Regions from separate parts of the Homo sapiens genome. Here region 2 is linked to region 1. A link is a loop called in an ENCODE intact Hi-C map of the cell type or tissue named here. Cell type or tissue: OCI-LY7. All regions are shown on one strand. Each heading gives the region's core, and the rest is flanking DNA. Links, peaks and the distances in the headings are about the cores only.

Region 1 (9,366 bases), core at 966-8,965:
TCTATCTCTTCCTTTCTTTCTTCCTTTTCTTTTGAGATGGAGTCCTTCTCTGTCACCCAAGCTGGAGTGTAGTGGCGCGATCTTGGTCACTGCAACCTCCGCCTCCCAGGTTCAAGCAATTCTCCTGCCTCAGCCTCCCTAGCAGATGGGATTACAGGGCACCTGCCCCCACATCCAGCTAATTTTTATTTTTATTTTTTATTTTTAGTAAAGATGGGGGTTTTACCATGTTGGCCAGGCTGGTCTCTAACTCCTGACCTTAGGTGATCAGCTCACCTCAGCCTCCAAAGTGTTGAGATTACGGGCATGAGCCACTGCACCCAGCCCATCTTTCTTAACACTATAAGTTTATTGAACAAAATGCCACAATTGTGCATTTATCTGACTCAGAGCTATGCAATGCTATAGAAGCCAGGAGCTTCAAAAGACTATGTTGAAATGGACATCAGCATTCCAAGGTCGAAGCTTCCTCACTCATCAAACTTGTCGACGGATAACTACTGTTTGAAATGCTTGTGCTCGCACACACTCAAAACAACTTCTTAGGATGAACAAAATTTCTCATTGCCAGTGTCAAGTAAATCACATTAATGAAGATGTTAATTTTCCTAAAGACAAAATAATCCACATAGTCTACTGCCTTGAAACGCAAATCCGTATTCCTACTTCCAAGCTGAGACACAAAGAAAATCGGCACATTGTATTTTCCATATATGGCTGAAGCAATATTTCTAGTCCCTAACATTCTTTCACAATCTTGACATTCCTCATCCAGAAATTAAATTTCTTTCCATTCTCTTTGAACCTGGTAAGGTTTTGACCATCCTGATAAATAGAATATGCATAAGTGCCATTGATCTCTGAGGCTAGGTTATGAAAGCACATACAGCGGCTACCTGGCTTTCTCTTGGAATATTCACTATTAGAACTCAGCCACTAGGTAGGGCACGGTGGTTTATGCCTATAATCCCAGCACTTTGGGAGGCCGAGGTGGGTGGATCATCTGAGGTCAGGAGTTCGAGACCAGCCTGGCCAACATGATGAAACCCCATCTCTACTAATACAAAAAATTAGCTGGGCATGGTGGTGTATACCTGTAATCCCAGCTACTCCGGAGGCTGAGGTAGGAGAATCGCTTGAACCCAAGAGATGGAGGTTGCAGTGAGGCGAAATCATGACACTGCACTCCAGCCTGGACAACAAAGTCAGACTCTGTCAAAAAAAAAAAAAAAAAATCCAGCCACTATGTTGTGAGAAAGCCCATACCACTTGGAGAGCCCATATTGCAGGTGTTTAAGCCAACAGCCTCAACTAAAGTCTAAACTAGCATCATCCACCAATGTTCCTGAGGAATTAAGACTTCCCAGCTTTCTATGATACTGTTTTACTCAAAAGTTATCTCCCTATCTCTCAAAGATATTCAAGGACTCCTCAGTCAGATTTTTGATGACTTTTCAAGAAGAATCATTGACTTCCTTTTCCTTCACCAAATTTGACTCCTTCTCCATGAGCACAACAGCAAGCACCCAGCCTTCATTCCATCCCATTGCTCCTCCTGTCCTTTTCAATCTCTCACTGTCTAAGTTCCATTCTTTCTTCAAGCTCCACAAATCACACCTCTTTAAACAAGACTCACCTTGGATTTCCACCCTTCACTCAACTCTCCCTTCCCTGAACTTCTGGAATTTTCCCTAGGATAGCAACTTGAAAGTGAACTTGAGCTACTGAGTATTTCTACTTAAGTTTTATGAATGTGACTACAGTCAGATCAAGTCAAGCGTATTAAAAATCTTCCAGCCTTTATACATATGCCGTTATCTGTTTTGAATCCTTTTCTGCAACTCATGACACACCCTTCAATTCTATGCTTAAATATCACTTCCTCAGGAAAGTTTTACTTCATCTTTCAATCTAGCTTAGGTCTACAAAACAGTCTATAAAGGCATAACAAAATATCAACAAAAACTGTCATCATTGAAACAAAATGCCTTTTTCAAACCAATACTCCTGTGAAGATCATCTGGCTGACTCAGAATTGCTTAGCTTTCTCTCTTTTTTGACAAGTTAGACATTCTGTTTGGTTAGAATGGGCAAATGTCTGTTAAGAAAAGAACATCTAAGATTCAACTTGAAATTGATCCCTGAGTGGTGCTGCGGTGTTGACCCCATTATACATGTGAGTGATGTTTGCGGTGGGTGGGGGAACACCAGGGGAAAAGGCTATATAATCTGTCTTGGTCTACGAAAGGCAGACAGAAGGAAAAGAATGTAGGAGTTAAATTTGCAGAGAAATAGAGATTTTAGTAGGAATATGGAATTAGGGAAAGAGATGACTCTCAGAAAATAAGTCTGGAGGAATCTGCATGGCTATGAGGAGAATATCCATTTTCTCAGAGAACATGATAGAAGATTAATATTTATTTTTAATTCCATGTAGAGGGTGACTCCCAGCTGACATCTAGGCTTTAACTATGCTGTACTTTGACATCATGGTACTTACAGATTATGATTTTTAAAATATTTGAATAATGTGTTTTTGCTTAAACTTTGTTTCTCCCACAGAACTGTAATCTTCCTAAGTGCAAGGTTCATGTTTCTTTCATTCATTGTTATACAAGTTGAGAGTCCCCAATCTGAAAATCTGCAATCCAATATGTTCCCAAATCTGAAACTTTCTGAGCACTGACATGTCACCGTAATAGAAAATTCTACACCTGATCTCATGTGACAGGTTGCATATATTATGAAAAATATTGTATAAAAGTACAATGTGTTTAAGATGTACAGACACATAAATGAATTTTGTGTTTAGACTTGGGTCCCAATCTCATTATGTATATGGGGATATTCCCAAATCAAAAAAGAATTCAAAAGACTTCTGGTCCCAGGAGATATGTAAAAGGGTTATTTAGCCTGTAATATCATCAATATCATCATCAAAACCAATTTCTGTTATGTACTAGGTGTTCAGTAAATATTTGTTGGTGAAGAAATAATTATCTCAAGAGGACTGTATATATTTTAGGGCAGAGAGTGTGCCTTATGATCTTTTAATCTCAGTCTATCACAGTGCCACACAGAGTTAGGTTTTTTAAGTGTTTACTCTTGATGAAAATTGCTACCATTTATTGAGAAGTTACCATAGGTTAGATGATTAAGTGTTTCATATGTTTTATCTAATCTAATAACCAAAACCACTGTTAGTTATAGGAACTATTCTTCCCATTTTCCAAATTAGGTAATAGTAATGCAGAGATATTAAGTAAATTAACCTAAATTATGTAATCTGTAAATAATGGTATCAAGATTCTAACCCAAGCCTGTTTAAAACCTGTGCTTTTGTTTTGTCAACTAGTGAACTAGTTTTCTTTGGAACTGTTGTAATTCACTGATGTTTGCTGAGCACGCCTCATTTTAAGCTGCATTTTTTTTTTAACCAGCATTATGAGAATGTTTATTTTGACAAATAAAATGCAGTACAATGAATTTCACCAGAAAAGTTTTAAAAAGTAGGTACAAATAAATATGTTTACAAATTATTATAGAAACAATACAAAAGAAGACTAAAATTCTCAGTAAGGAAAAACCAAAATGTGCCCAATCATATAAAGGCTCTTCCTTTGCAAGAAATGGGGATAAAGCTGAAGACCCAGTTTGGTTTTGCTGCTGAAAAATGTACAGAATACTTAGAAAAACCAGTTGCGGTCAAACGTTGTAAGCCCACTACCCGTACCTGCCTATTTTTGATCTGAGAAAAGTTGATGACCACAGTGCAAGATAGAGCTGAAGACAGGACAGCCAGGCATTCTCCATCCAAAGTCCATCACCCTACATTAATCTTTAAGTAAAATCAGAAGAAAAGCAAGTCCTTAGTGAGGTCTGAACTCTGCAGCCGGGTGACTGGATCTCCTCCATTGTAGTGCTCAAAATCGTTTATTTTTTGGCCAGCAGAACAACTTTATAGATCAACTGCCTTTAGCAAATGCCAGCTGCCTCACAGCCTTCACGAGCAGGGTCTGACACTGACCAACAGTCCTATCAGAAACTCAAGGTCTGTGTGATGTGGCAACTGTCGGCTATACCTGGAAAGCCCTTGAGAACATGAGAGGTAAAGGAAAGCACCAGGGTTTGCCCATTACTACATGTAATATGGAGATAAGGTCAGGGAAAGAGGAGATGATTATGAAGCAAAACCAATTCACCTACTGCACAATTTGACTTATATCTGGTTCTGGTTGGTCATACAAGGTGGGTGGTGGGGTATGGGGCACATAACTACATCCTGCAGAAGAGTTTGACCCTAATGTGTGCTCTATTTATACTACTTGTGCACTTCTTTCTTTTAGCCAAGACCTACCTGAAATGGGATTTGTACATGCAGATATGGAGAAAGACACAGAAATTAAAGCTAGAAGAAAGAAGAAGGAAAACCAACTCAACAAGCTAAAAGTAAAGGCATTTATCTAATATGAACCTTGACTTCATCTCACTGGAATCTAAATCCTTACATGAGATTTTCTATTTACAGTTGATAGCTTAGCACACAAGAGCTGAGCATTATTAAACTGAAATGAATGTCCTATATAGCTGTATAGACTCCAGTTCCAGAAATAATCAGAATAGTTTATAGGGGTTGTTAATAACAGGCCATAACCAAGGAATACTATTAAGCAAAATGATACCTTTCTGGAATTTTGAAAGATTTGGGACAAGAAATACCTTCTTCAAAAGCTGTGTAAAGTTATGCAAAAAAAAAAAAAAAAAAAAAAAAAAAAACCTGATTGTAGAGAAATTGTTGTGGTCAGTGGACGATTGAATACATAGTGGTAGAAAATATTTTATTCCTGATAATTATTCCAAAAAAATATAAGTTTACCAGTGTAGATAAAATCTTTCAATAGCTCAAAAGTTTCTACAGCTCTCTGTAATGCAAAATTGTCTACCAACAGGCAGAACCAGCACAGTCTGACTGACACACAGCACTATAAACTGGTAATCTGATTAGAAGAATAGTAGTTCTGAATTAATTAACCCTTAAGTGATATTTTTTAAATTAGATTTTCAGTTTCCGGGTCTTTTAGTTGTCTTCATGATTATGGACTTCGACCGCCACCCAGTGGAGAAATGCATACAGTTTGCAATTCTTCAAAATAGTAATGTTCTTTAAAGTCTCATTATTTAATGTATGACCTCATGAGCATCTGGATGAAATCTCATAATGGGAAAATTACATTTTTTTTTCATTTTTTCCTGCAGCCTAGGAAGCCAGTAGGACACCGTTCGGGCACCCTGGAGGAAACTCCTCAGTGCACTTCTGCAGGCAGCCATATGGTTAGAATCAGCGGGTTCACCCAGTGCCAGCTTACAACGGGCGTGTATATGAATAGCATGCAAGCAATCAGACTAGCTATGGGTTTCATATACTCCCTCTGTATAGGGTGCTTTTTACACCTTATGGAAAAGGTAAGTTAGACAAGAGCTAATATTTTTCTCCCCAGTAAGGCAGCAGGACTGCCGTTAAAGTGATGTCAGAGTTTCCATTTCAGTTCCTTATTTTCAATGCTTTAGCCCTCTGCCGTAAACATTAACTCTATGAAAAAAAATACATACTCACTTATATTGCATCTCAGGCCAGGAGAACATTCTTCTTATTAAATAAATGGTCTTGAAAAGAAATTAGATTGAGCATCATAAAATTCTATTTTTAGGGGAGGTGGAACCAACACAAGGCAGAATGAGGGATTTTTTTGTAAACTGTAATGTGTTTTCTTTCAAATGTTTGGGAAGAAAACAACAAGAGGAGTCAGAATATAGAAAGTTTGCCCAACCTTGCCTAAAAGAGCCTATCTAGTTATTCTGATTATTATAACGCTACGCAAGGAGTTTATTCTGTAAAAATCAGGTCAAAGTGGCATTCCCCAATCCTGCCCTCCTAAATAACACAAACAGGTAATTTAGAAAATATTTCTGAGTAAACAAGCAAAAGCTCCCCTCACCTTGTCCAGTGGTACTCCAGCTCTCAGAGTCACGGCTCAGGCAGATTGAGGTTTCTGTGGTATGGCCTCTCCCCATGCAGTCAGTACCTGTTACCATGATAAAAAAGCATGTCAGTCTTCCTTGTGGTCTGAAAAGTTCCAGTTCTGAGTACTCAATTCATTTGGATAAAATAGATTTTTTTTAAGATTAAAAAAAACTCAGCTGTCTGATCAAGGCTATGTTTTTCTTTTGTATGATCTGCACTCCCTGTGTAAAAAGGAGTTGGTAGTAACCACAGATCTCTGCCTCTGAAGGTTAAAAGAAAAAGAAAAATAAAGAAAAGAAGGAGAAGGAAGACAATGACAGGAAGAGGAGGAAGATGAGAGAAGAAAGAAAGCAAGAAAAAGAGAAAAAAGAAAAAAATAAAGAAAAAGAAAGAAGGAAAGAAGGAAAGAAAGAAAAGAAAAGAAGAAAGAAAAAGAAAGAAAGAGAAAAAGAAAGAAAGAAAGAAAGGAAAAAATCTTAAGAATTTAATATTAGGTCAAAAAAATTGTGGTTTTGGCATAAAAACTGCCCTTTTAACTTCTGAAAACTTTTTTTTCTGGTTTGGAAAAGAAATAGAGCAGTTTTGTGATGAAAGGATTTATAGAGAAGGTTTTCTTGGTATTCTGGTTGGATTTATTTCAACTACTGTTTAGAAAGAGAATATTTGTTATGTGTTTAAGTTGTTTTATAGTGTTAGGATCATTCCATGAGAAGACTAAAGCGATTATAAGAATATTGTCTAACTTTCTGCCCATCTCCATCTCAATTTCACGAATACCAAAGTACCAGACACAAATTTAAATTTCCTGAATTGTGAAGAAGGATATTAGCCATGGTGTCATCTGTATTTTTTCCTTATGTCTCTGTATTTCCTTGTAACCACCATGAGGTTTATAGATGCTTTACATTTTTTAAAGTGTATTTTGTCTTTTTATATTATTTACTTCTCTCATCTTTCTAAGACATGAAGAACTACCTAATTTGGGGTCATAAGAATGAGGGCTATACAGGAAGACTAATTCAAGGCTTCAGATTCAGGGCAGGCAGTTTAGGACACAACACTTATTATCATCTCCCTGAACCTCAGACGTTATCAGTCTGCAAGAGAAATTTAATCCTGAACATAAATTGCATTTCCTAAAAAAACATAATCTTGCCTTAAGACACCAACCTCCCTGATTACAGGGAATGTCTGTGTTTACACATTTGTACAGAGCATGCTGACTGTATTAGTGTCCTAGGAAACAAACTGTGTGCTGCTCACAGACCTGCTGCAAGCACTAAGGAGAGAAAGAAAAAGAAATTTTGAAATCAGACCCCCGATCTCCAACTCCTTTCAAATTCTTGAAGCACATTAGCTTTACTACTGCATGATGTACACGGTAGTATTTCTTCTAATGAAATCTGACTAAAAGTTTAAATGAGTTTAATGCATGAAATGTATAAATAAAATGTGGCCTTGATTAAATTTAGACTTGATACATAACTTAAATGGGTAGCCCAAGAATAGCATTGGTATCATGTGTCTAGACCTTTTCAGGCTTTGCAAAAGTAGTTTGGATTTTATCAGTTAGTGCAGAACACTTTCTAACAGGAGCACAGTATATATAAAAAGCTGAAATATGCAAAAGTACTGTGGAGAAAAGTGAGCGTAATTGAAAAGAAGCGACTGAGAAAATAACATAAGATATTAAAAGGTGACCGCAGAGTGGAATTTTGAAGTGTTGATTTGCAAAGAGCAATTTACATAGGTAAAACATTCCATTTGCCGTTTCTTCTGGATTTATTTTCGTTTCATGACTTTGGAAAAATCTCTTAATTTCATGAAGCCTCAGTTTTCCCCAGTCGTGGATCCAGATGCCTTATTTGCCTACTTTCTAGTTTGTTGGAAGGATTAGAATGAGAAAACAAATACAAAAGGATTTGGATTCTGTAGAGTGCTTATAAATCTAAGGCATTATCATTATAATAATTTCAGCTATATATCTAATACACTGCTTTTCAGTGTATTGAAAATACACAGTTGGCTTTTTCCTTAAGGATTTATCCAAAAGTCTACAAGACCATATCCATTACTCATATAAAACTCTTTGACCACATGACACAGAAAAGAGACTTTTTCAGAAACGAACTTTTCAGCTAGTGTGTTAGATATGTAACCCATTATTTGTAATAGGTAGGGCTAAAGCTATTAGACATATTAAATGGATTTTAAAAACAGCTCTTGGGAAACTACATAAATTAGTAGTAAAATGTACGGTCTTTGAAGTCAGCCATCCTCAGCTTCAATCCTGCCTCTACTTACTTGCTATAAGTATCACAGCTGTACAATTAAGAATGTTACTGTATCTTCATAAACTGTTTTTATATCATTTATTAAATGGAGATAAAAAATACCTGCTTAATGGTTTTGCTGTGAGGATTAAATAATATGATATGTGGAGAAGTTTTAACTCATCCCTGGTATTCAATAATAGCTATTCGAAAAAATTCTACTTTATTTTTTATTGTTTTATATATATACCACATAAATACTAAAATATGCATTTCAAGGCAATCACACCCATAAATAAAAAGGAACGTATTCCACTTCAAAAGGTCAAAGAGTTATTCCTTATTGACAGTTTAAAAACGGAAGACCAGTTCTGAAATCTCTCAAATTGAAGATGGAGAGGGGGATAAATGAAACATTGCAACATAAGGACAGCGCATGATGGAGTGGCAAAAGTTTCTCTTAAACCTCCTCAGGAGAAATGTTTGATGATTTTAGGCTAACCCACAGCCAAACTCTGTTTTTGTTTTGTTTTTATTTTTTCTGTTTTAAAGATTGCACAGTGCCACTCAGTTTTAGGCATCTAACAGAATGAAACCAGGTGAGTTTGAGCCAATTTTGCCTTTCATTTTTCAACTTTGTTTATTACTTTACTTAAACCACAACATTCTGAGATCTCACAAGAAAATCTGTTTCTGTGACATTTTCAGCCTGATTTCCAAACCAGAGAAAGAGGTTCAGATAAACTTGGGCTTGTTTCAAAAAAGCATCTGAGATTCTGGATGTTTATTTGAAGCAATCTGGACTCCTGACCTTTAGAGATTCCCCCACCACCCATAAAGAAAGCCTACAATGAATTTACTGTGCAAGGGTCTACTGCTTTAGTTTCTGAATGGATAAAAATCCCCTTAGTTTCAGGGAAAGTTGTTTCCAAACACATTCAGTGGAATCAAGCCTTAAGCAGATATATCGATGCCCTCCATTTAGGAAAAGATATCAACCAGTCAGGGCCCTAGTTCAGAAAACCTGTAATAGATTATGTATTCAATATGCTTTATGAGTTTAAAAAGTAT
Region 2 (9,366 bases), core at 399-8,398, 350 kb after region 1:
CCTGGCCAACATGGTGAAACCCCTTCTCTACTAAAAATACAAAAAAATTAGCCAGGCTTGGTGGTGTACACCTATAGTCCTAGCTACTCAGGAGGCTGAGGCACAATAGCCTGAAACTGGGAGGCACAGGTTGCAATGAGCTGAGACCCCACCACTGCACTCCAGCCAAGGCAACAGAGTGAGACTGTCTCAAAAAAAAAAAAAAAAAAAAGAAGAAGAAGAAATAAAGGGCATAAAAATGACAAATGTCAGCAAATATAATTAAACTTTATAAAAATAATCATTATGTTTTCCTTGCGGAGTTAAATAAAAATACATTTAAAATCCTGCAACACACACACCTTTAAGTCAGGAAACAGGAGGTAAAGATATTAATTTGAGATAAATTAAGTGTGTACTTTTAATTTCTGCAGTAACCATTAAATTAATAAAGTATATAGCTACTAAAGGAATTCATGAATAAAACAAGAAATGACAAAAAAAAAAGCCAATCCAAAAGAAGACAACAGAGGAGAGGAAGGAGAAATAGAATATGTTGCACAAGCTTTCTGATTATAGTAATAATGGACTAGGTAATGAAGGACAGTTCATCTGTTGAGAAGTAGAAAAACTGAAAATTATATAAACATATCTGCTCAAGACATTAAAGGATTAAAATGGTACTACCGAATCATACGGTTAAGATTCAAAAGTGAGAAGATCACATCTTTCAGGATATCTAGTAATCCTCAGAAAGAAAGCTTACAAACCTAGGAGGTCACAATTTGGCTTCTAGGGCCCTCTTCATCAGAGTAGACCTAAGAAACCCCTACCTTACTTTTGGTTGGGATCAGCATGCACTATCCCTTAAGAGTAAGAATCATTCAAATACAGAAAGGGTTCTGAGGGCCTGAAGCTAAACTTCAAATAATCTCAATACCAATGTATAGATTCAACTACACAGAGATTGCCCTAAGTAAAAACTAAGGACCTCTAGAGGAAAATAATAATATACTAGCCTCTAATTGGTTCCACAATTTTATTTTTTCATAGTATTCTCTGTCTGCCAAATAATAAAAAATAAGCAAGAAAATAACACTAAGTGACCAAAAATAAAGAAAAACAACAAGTAATAGAAACTACCCACTGGAAATCCAGATAATGAAGTTACCAGACACAGAATATAAAAAAACTTTGCTGAACACGTTAAATAAAAGTTAAAATTAAATACCTGAATACTAGATACTATAAAAATGCAAATTGAATGTCAAGTAAAAAAAAAAACAAGTAAAAATTCTAAAACCAAAAACTACAACAACTGCAAACAACACTTTCATGGATAGATTGAACATTATATTAGATGTGCTTGAAGGACTAGGAAACTGTAAATTGAGTTAAAAGAAAATATCCAGAGAAATACATGGAGACAAATGAAATATACAATAATTTTGAGTATAATTATAAAAAATATACATATATAAGAAAAGTATAGGACATACATCTCATATAAAAGACATTAAATATATTATGCCCTCTATATTACATTAAATATATATTGTTACATATAATAATTATATCTGTTAACATATATTAAATCATAAAAACATGTGTATTTGGAATTTTTCAACATTGAATACAGACACTGAGCCACAGATTTAGGAGGCACAATGAATTCAGACAGAGTGAATATTAAGGTAACCAAAATGGACAAAGAAAAAAATCTCAAAAATGGAAAAAGAAAATTATATTTCAAGGATCAACTTAAGCCAGGAAAGCTAGAATACAATAAAATATATTTACAATGCAAAAATTGCAATACAAATGGTAAGTCTATACCTCAAATAGACACACACACGTACGTATATGTATTTGTGGGTACGTGTGTGCGCGTGTGTATTAAAAACATACTTAAGCATATAATATCTGAAGAATTCATCACCAGCAGACCTACAATAAAGGAAATACTAATAGATATTCTTTGGGCAGAAGGAACATTGTAGATGAAAGACAAAATAAAGAGCAATGGAAAGTTTATACTATATTATTACATAATAATACTACCATTGGTATAGTCATCTTTTCTATAGTAACCTAAAAGAATAGAAAAATAATATGTAGCTGGTAAATATAAGAGGAAAAAATGAAATAATTTAAAACCTCAGTCAAACCAAATAAGGGCAAAAAGAAAAAAGCAGGCAGAATGAACAGAATAAAAAATAGTAAGATGGTTTAATCTCAAATACATCAATGATTATATGAAATTAATGATATAACTAATTAATTGCTAAGGACTAATGGCTACAAATCAAAGCTAGAGTTTGTAAGCCAGTCCAGATAAAGCAATAACAAAATCAACAAATTTTCGTGTTACAAAAAAGAGACAAACTGGAAACAAAATTTGTAGACATATTTTAAGTAAAAAGATAGAGGCTGGGCATGGTGGCAGCTCTTACACCTGTAATCCCAGCACTTTGGGAGGTGGAGGCAGGCGGACCCCAAGGTCAGGAGTTCGAGACCAGTCTGGCCAACATGGTGAAACCCCGTCTCTACTAAAAATACAAAAAATTAGCCGGGCATGGTGGTGAGCGCCTGTAATATCCCATCTACCCAAGAGGCTGAGGCAACAGAATTGCTTGAACCCGGGAGGCGGAGCTTGCAGTAAGCCGAGACAGAGTGAGACTCCATCTCAAAAAAAAAAAAAAAAAAAAAAAGATAAAGATACATCATGTGAACACTAAACTAGTGGTTCTCAAAGTGTGGTCCAGAGACCTCCCAGAGATGCTTTTAAAGATTCTGTAAAGTCAGTACTGCTTTCATAATAATTCCAAAATGCTATTTGGTTTTTCACTCTCATTTGGTCAAGAGAGTATAGTGGAGTTTTCCAGAGGCTACATGACTTGTGATATTATAGCAAATTGACTGCAGAGGCAAATATGAGAACCCAGATGTCTTGTGTTAAGTCAGACATTAAAGAGATTTACAAAAATGTGTAACAACACCCTTCTTCCCAGTATAACTCTTTGTTTAGAAAACAGAATTAACATTTATAAAATTTTTGTGAATCCAAAAGTTTTATTATTTGAAATTCTAAATGAATTAATAAAACGTAAAAAAATTTTTTTTCGACTACTTGGCAATATTGCTAGACATAACCCATACAAATAAGTTATTTGAGAGAGGTCCTCAATAATTTCTGAGAATGTAAAACAGTCCTGCATCTAAAATAAAGCTCGTTTAATTATATAAGACACAGAAGACTAAAGCAGAAAGCTTTACTACCTATGAAAAGAGACGTTTTAAAATGATGAAACTGGTCAATTTAACAGAAACATGTAACAGTTATAAATTTGCAGGCACCAAATAGCATGCCCTCAAAAACATTTAAAGTAAAAAAATATATAAGAATAAAAAGATTGAACTACAATAATCATGAAGTCATTGCTAATATTATCAGTACCACACTTAATCAACAGGCAGGTGGCATAACAAAAATATATAGGTTCTGAAGTAGGCTGTCCTGAGTTGTAAAAAACAAGCCTACTCCCAAACTAGCTATTTGAAGGTAGACAAGTGACTTAACTTCTCTGAGCTTTAGCTTTTTTATTTATAGAGTGAGGGTAACTTCACCTCATTATGAGGATTAAAAATAATATTATACAGGATTTTCACAAGATAGCTACTAAAAATGATAGCTATTATTATTTCCCAATAATTATTCTTAATAAAACAAGGAGTTTAAAACTATAAATTTGTGGTGACCAAATAAGGCTTCAGAGAGGGCTGAATTTTGAGTCAAACATTAAAGGAGAAACAATATTAATATACATTCCAAAAACTCTATTCACAACTGATTAAACAGTAATCGATTCCATAAATGCACTTGGATGGAAGGGGTGGGCGGGTTCTAGATGTAAATGAAGTTAGAGTAAGTTGCTACCCTTTGTCTTTAATCAATTTTTTTTTTTTTTGAGACAGGGTCTCGTTCTGGTGCCCAGGTTGGAGTGCATTGGTGTGATCTCGGCTTACTACAGCCTTGATCCCCCAAGCTCAAGTGATTCTCCCATCTCAGCCTCCCAAGTAGCTGGAGCTACAAGCATGCACCAGCCCACCTGGCTTATTTTTTGTTTATTTTATTTTTTTATTTTTAGTAGAAATGAGGTCTCACTATGTTGCCCAGGCTGGTCTCCAACTCGTGAGCTCAAGCCATCTGCCCAGCTTGGCCTCCCAAAGTGCTGTGAATACAGGTGTAAGCCACCATGTGCTGTGATTACAGGTGTAAGCCACCATGCCTGTCCTAATTTTACAAATTCTTTAATGTCAAATAAAGGCTGACAACTGAGTAAAATAAACTTATAGCAAGTCCTATCTTAGGATACCATTAATTCCTTAACACCTCTAAGAAAATTATTCTTTCCCAGATAAAATATCCAATATTTCTTCCCCTGCCCTATTCAAAATAAAACAAACAATAGCCACAAAAATATTAAAGAGCCTTTTCAAAGGACTTAAATATAATACAAATAAAGACTTGCTTAAATATTGTTTAGCTTACTGGTTAAATATATTCTTTTAACAGCTCTTTTAAAGTTTCCTAGATCTCACAAAATAAAACTTAAGTCAAGTGTGTTTACTCTTCAAAGGGCTCATGCCCATGGCAAAATTAACTTTTGGCCATACTTTCTACAAATATCTATTTCAAATAATTCTTCCCACAGAAATGAGCCAATGGTCTAATAAAACATTCCTGCCACAGGGGAGAAAATTCTGTAAGGAACAGCAAAATTAAAAATGTTAAATTAGGCTGGAGGTTTTTCACTGAAGATCAACCTCCTTCAGCTGTTCACTGATTGCCATGTCTGATGGTTTTTCATTCACACATACAAATATACAAAGTTGCACTTGAGACTTTTTAATTTTAGTGCAAAAGTACTTCAGGATTATACATGTTGTATAGAAAGAGTAATACTGAAACAGGAATCAGGAAACTTGGATCCCAGCCCTACCTCTGCCATGAGTTAGATGAAAACTATGTGGGTGTTTTTTCATCTGTAAACTAAGCAGCCTAGACTGGCGAGATACCTAAGATCCCTTTCAGCTTTACACTAAGCATTGTGTTGCCCTTCAAAACTAACAAGTAAGCTAGCACCATCTAGTGGACTCCAAAAAAAAAAAAAATCACTGAATAGGTAATAGTGAAAAAGATTCTTATAAGCAAAATGTCTAGAGTTCTTACTTTATTTTTCCTCCCAATGATTCAAAGACAATATTTGAAAGCAAGAATTATTCCAAGCACTATGAGCCACGACACAGCAATCAAGCCTATGTGAAAATGTTAAATTATTTCCATATCTTTCATATTTACAATACTAGTGGGCAATTTTCCAGAAAGCAGTATTATCTAGAAAATAAAGAAGGAAAAAAACTCTTAGTATCTCTACTATTTACATGATAATTTTTAGGAATATATGATGTGAAATTTATAAATTGGCAAATATATTGCTTAAATTAAAGAAATATTTTTTCAGATTAAAGTTTTCCTAAACAGAAACAGATACATCATGAACAAGAATATAAAAATGATCATTTACTCTTACATGTTAACATTATATTTATTTTTATTTTTATTCAATATTTAATAAAAGAAATAACTTATTCCAATTCCATATATATAGAGAAAATGTATATCACTATGATATTAAAGTCAAGAGAGTCGTTTGTTTTGTGTGGAAAAAGTCAAGATAATCATTTATTTTGTTTATTGCTACATCCCCAGAAATATTTCAGTGCTGAAAAAGCGCTTATACATATAGGTACTCAATAAATTTATTTTGAAAAAATGTCAAAATCATTACATTTGTTCAGCATAAAGAGTTTTAATGTAGTATAAAAATAGTAGTAATCTTAATTATGAAATGTATATTTATTTAAAAAGTAGAAGAATAGAAGAATAAGGTAATTTAAAAATTAGGCACTAGAGATAGACTGCTGAGTTTCAAATCCTGTCTCTATCATTTACTAGCTGTGTAATTTTAGATAATCTACTTTACTTCTTTGTGTCTCAGTTTTCTTATCTGGTGGGGTCAGAATTTTTTTTTTTGTTTTTGAGACAAGGTTTCTCTTTATCACCCAGCCTGGAGTGCAGTGGCATGATCACAGTTCACTGCAGTCTCATGAGTTCCTCTCAACTCAGCCTCCCGAGTAGCTGGGAATGCAGGAGCATGCCACCATACTCAGTGATACAGTTTGGATATTTGTCCCTGTCCAGATCTCATGTGGAATTCTAATCCTCAATGCTGGAGGTGGGGCCTGCTGGGAGGTGTTTGGATCATGATTGGGGTAGGGGGGATCCATCAGGGCTTGGTGCTGTCTTGGAGATAGAGTTCTCACAAGATCTGGTTATTTAAAAGTGTATGGCAATATCCCCACCACCACCACATTCTGTCTCCCTTGCTCCTGCTTTTGCTTGCAACTTGCCTGCGCCAGCTTCGCCTCCTGCCATGATTGTAAGTTTCCTGAGGCCTCTCTAGAAGCCAAGCAGATGTCAGTACCATGCTTCCTGTAAAGCCTGCAGAACCATGAGCCAATTAAACCTCTTTTCTTTTACCTAGTCTTGGGTATTTCTTTATAGGAAGGCATAAATGGCCTAATACACCTAGCTAATAAAAAAAAATTGTAGAGGCAGGGCCCCACTATGTTGCCCAGTTTGGTCTTGAACTCCTGGCCTTAAGTGATCCTCCCTCTTCAGCCTCCCAAAGTGCTAGGATTATAAGCGTGAGCCACTGTGCCCAGCCGAAAATATTTAATAGTACCTAACTCATGCCAGTGATGTGAAAAGCAAATGAGTTAATTTGTATAAAGCACTTAAATACCTATTGGTAAGAAAGCTATCTATTACTGTATAACACTTAATTGTATTTTTATGTAAATAAAATGTAAAAAATAACTTTTTTCAAATATGGATTTATTCAAAATTAATTTAGTTTCAAAATTTTCTGCTAGAAAGTCAATGAAATTCAACATAAAATAAGAGAAATAAAGACAACTAGATTTTAAGTTATAAATCCCATTTTTCATTTGCTTTGGCTATTCTTACTTTAAAAACTAACTGAAAAATACTGACTCAAAGGACTAAAGGTTTTCCATGAACCATTTTATAAACTTTAACAATCATGTGGCAACATTCATTCAATATATTTTTTGCCACATCTCATATAGAAAACACAGTTTTACCAATTTTGCCTTAAATTTACTTATGGGAAATTTCAAACAAAGGACAACATGAAAGATTTTCTTATTTAAAATTGGTCATAAAATAGAGAGTAGAAGGATGTTACCAGAAGCTGGGAAAGTTAGTAAGGGGCTGGGAGGAGTTGGGGATGCTTGCTTAATGTATATATATATAAAAAAAACAGAATGAATGAATAAGACCTACTATCTGATAGCACAACAGCATGATAGTTAATAATAACTTAATTTTACATTTTAATATAACTAAAAGATTGTAATTTGTTTGTAGAAACAAAGGATAAATCTTTGAGGGGATAGATACCCCATTTTCCATGATATGATTATTTCACATTGCATGCCTATGTCAAAACATCACATTATCCCATAAATATATACACCTACCATGTACCCACAAAAATAAAAATTAAAAAATAAAATAAAACTGGTATGAATATTTCACGTTATATTTTTGTTTTTACAATTGCATAGTTTAATTAGAATGGAAAACATTCATAACTAATTTCAAATAAATTGCCTTAAAAAGATTGATACATTCACTATTCTCATTCACTTAAATGCAAATAGTATCAACCAAATAAATATGTACATTAATATTTTCTAATAAAAAGAATACAGTTAACATTACATATTAACTACTGTGATAACTATAGCACAGTAAGAATTAGAAACAAATTAAACTTGAAACTACCAATGTGAAATATTGTGGTATTGCTTCCAATTTTATTTCACCTCCTTAAGAAATATTATAGCATGGAATAGTAACTCACTAACTTACAAACACAAATCTATCTTTGTCTCCCTTCATAAGAGTTCTTAGCATCAATATATCACTGAAAGACAAAATCTATGCTTTTCACTTAGCTCAACCAGAATCTCTAAGCATTTCCTGAAGATGAAAAACAGACTCCAACTGCTCTTCAGAAAATCTACTTTCTCATGTATACTATTCTCACACTCAATAAATACAGTGTTTTCATTGTACCCAACAGACACCAAAGAAGTCTTTTACCTTGTTTGCTCTGTACTGCATGCACAGAGATATCTCAGGTTTATCAATTAATACTATGGCAGTTTTCACATAAATCTTGCTGATATCCTATGCCAGGAAATCCACTACTTACCAAAAAAATTCGTACAGCACTGCTGGCAATGAAAATGAAGTAAACGGGAATTCAAGCATTTCTTTTTTTACAAACAGCCTTTCTTTTCTTTTTAAAGTTTGCTTCAGTGTGTGCCAATATAGTAACATACATTATCAATGCACTTGCCTTCACTCCAACAACAACAAAATTATTTTAAACTAAAATTTTAAAGTAAAAATATTTGTGTCAAAACTATCAGCATTTCCATATGGAAGAAGTCATAGTAATCCAAAGCAGGCAGCACAAGAACGCAGGCAAATAAACACATTAAAGCATGTTATATGTTATATTTTCAAAAGTATGCCTTGAAATGTTTGCAAAATAAAGCTTATTTTGTGAAAACAGCTATATTTTACCTATATTTAAAAAAATAAAGGAGATGATGGTGACTGCCTAGATCCAACCCTCCCCATACCTCCTCTAGAAATCCATAAAGAGTAACAAAATAAAAAATAAACACAACTTACAATTCCAGTATAAGTGGGAGATAAGGAAATTACAATCTGAATTTTTTGTAAGTGAGGTAATAGGTATCCAGGACCAACATAATCCAGTTGGAATCCAGACTTGTGCCAGGGATAAGTAAGAAGTGGAGGTGCCCAAGTGATGGCAGAACCCTGCATTGTCAACAAGTTTTTCTTCCAGAAAGAAGGAATATCCTGAGTAGGATGACAGAATTAAGACCAAATATATAAGACGAATTAATAAATGCAAGTGGTTATAGCTTATATGAGAAAAAAATTTAAACCTGGAGCAAAAAATAAAACCTAAATCTATACTGTATAAAAATAAATGTCTAAACTTGATTCAAAAGGTTAAAAATAAAAAAGATGGCCAGGTAGGCAAACAAAAATAAAAATAAACCATATCGGACAAGGTAGAATTTAGTTTCAAAGGCATTAAAGAGAGAATGAAAAAAACATAATAGTCAAAGCTAAAATTTACGAAAAAGATAAGACATTTATAAAATTGCACGGCAGTAACATTCACAAAACAG

Evidence for each region. Hi-C counts contacts between places; a loop is a spot of excess contacts. Peaks named below come from ENCODE experiments on the same cell type or tissue, not always from the same donor. Only the 100,000 strongest peaks of a DNase experiment are listed, where the experiment ranks them.
Region 2: it touches region 1 in a loop (2.2-fold over the local background); 2 of 110 quality-filtered maps call a loop at or near these places.

Annotation. Positions count from the first base shown.
Region 1 is chr12:85,420,835-85,430,200 of GRCh38, reverse strand. It overlaps LINC02820 (long intergenic non-protein coding RNA 2820), which reads right to left. Exons shown (of 5, transcript NR_183554.1): 4 at 5,997-6,083. Among named protein-coding and RNA genes, the nearest start is that of LINC02820, 110 kb to the right of the region's middle. RefSeq lists an enhancer at 5,401-5,490. In OCI-LY7, for the core only: CTCF peaks have their summits at 4,928 and 5,141 (motif pointing left); DNase peaks (open chromatin) are centred at 5,100 and 5,450; H3K4me3 peaks cover 1,227 bases; H3K27ac peaks cover 1,556 bases.
Region 2 is chr12:85,072,569-85,081,934 of GRCh38, reverse strand. It overlaps LRRIQ1 (leucine rich repeats and IQ motif containing 1), which reads right to left. Exons shown (of 27, transcript NM_001079910.2): 11 at 8,837-9,028. Among named protein-coding and RNA genes, the nearest start is that of LRRIQ1, 41 kb to the right of the region's middle. In OCI-LY7, for the core only: a CTCF peak has its summit at 5,139 (motif pointing left); a DNase peak (open chromatin) is centred at 5,094.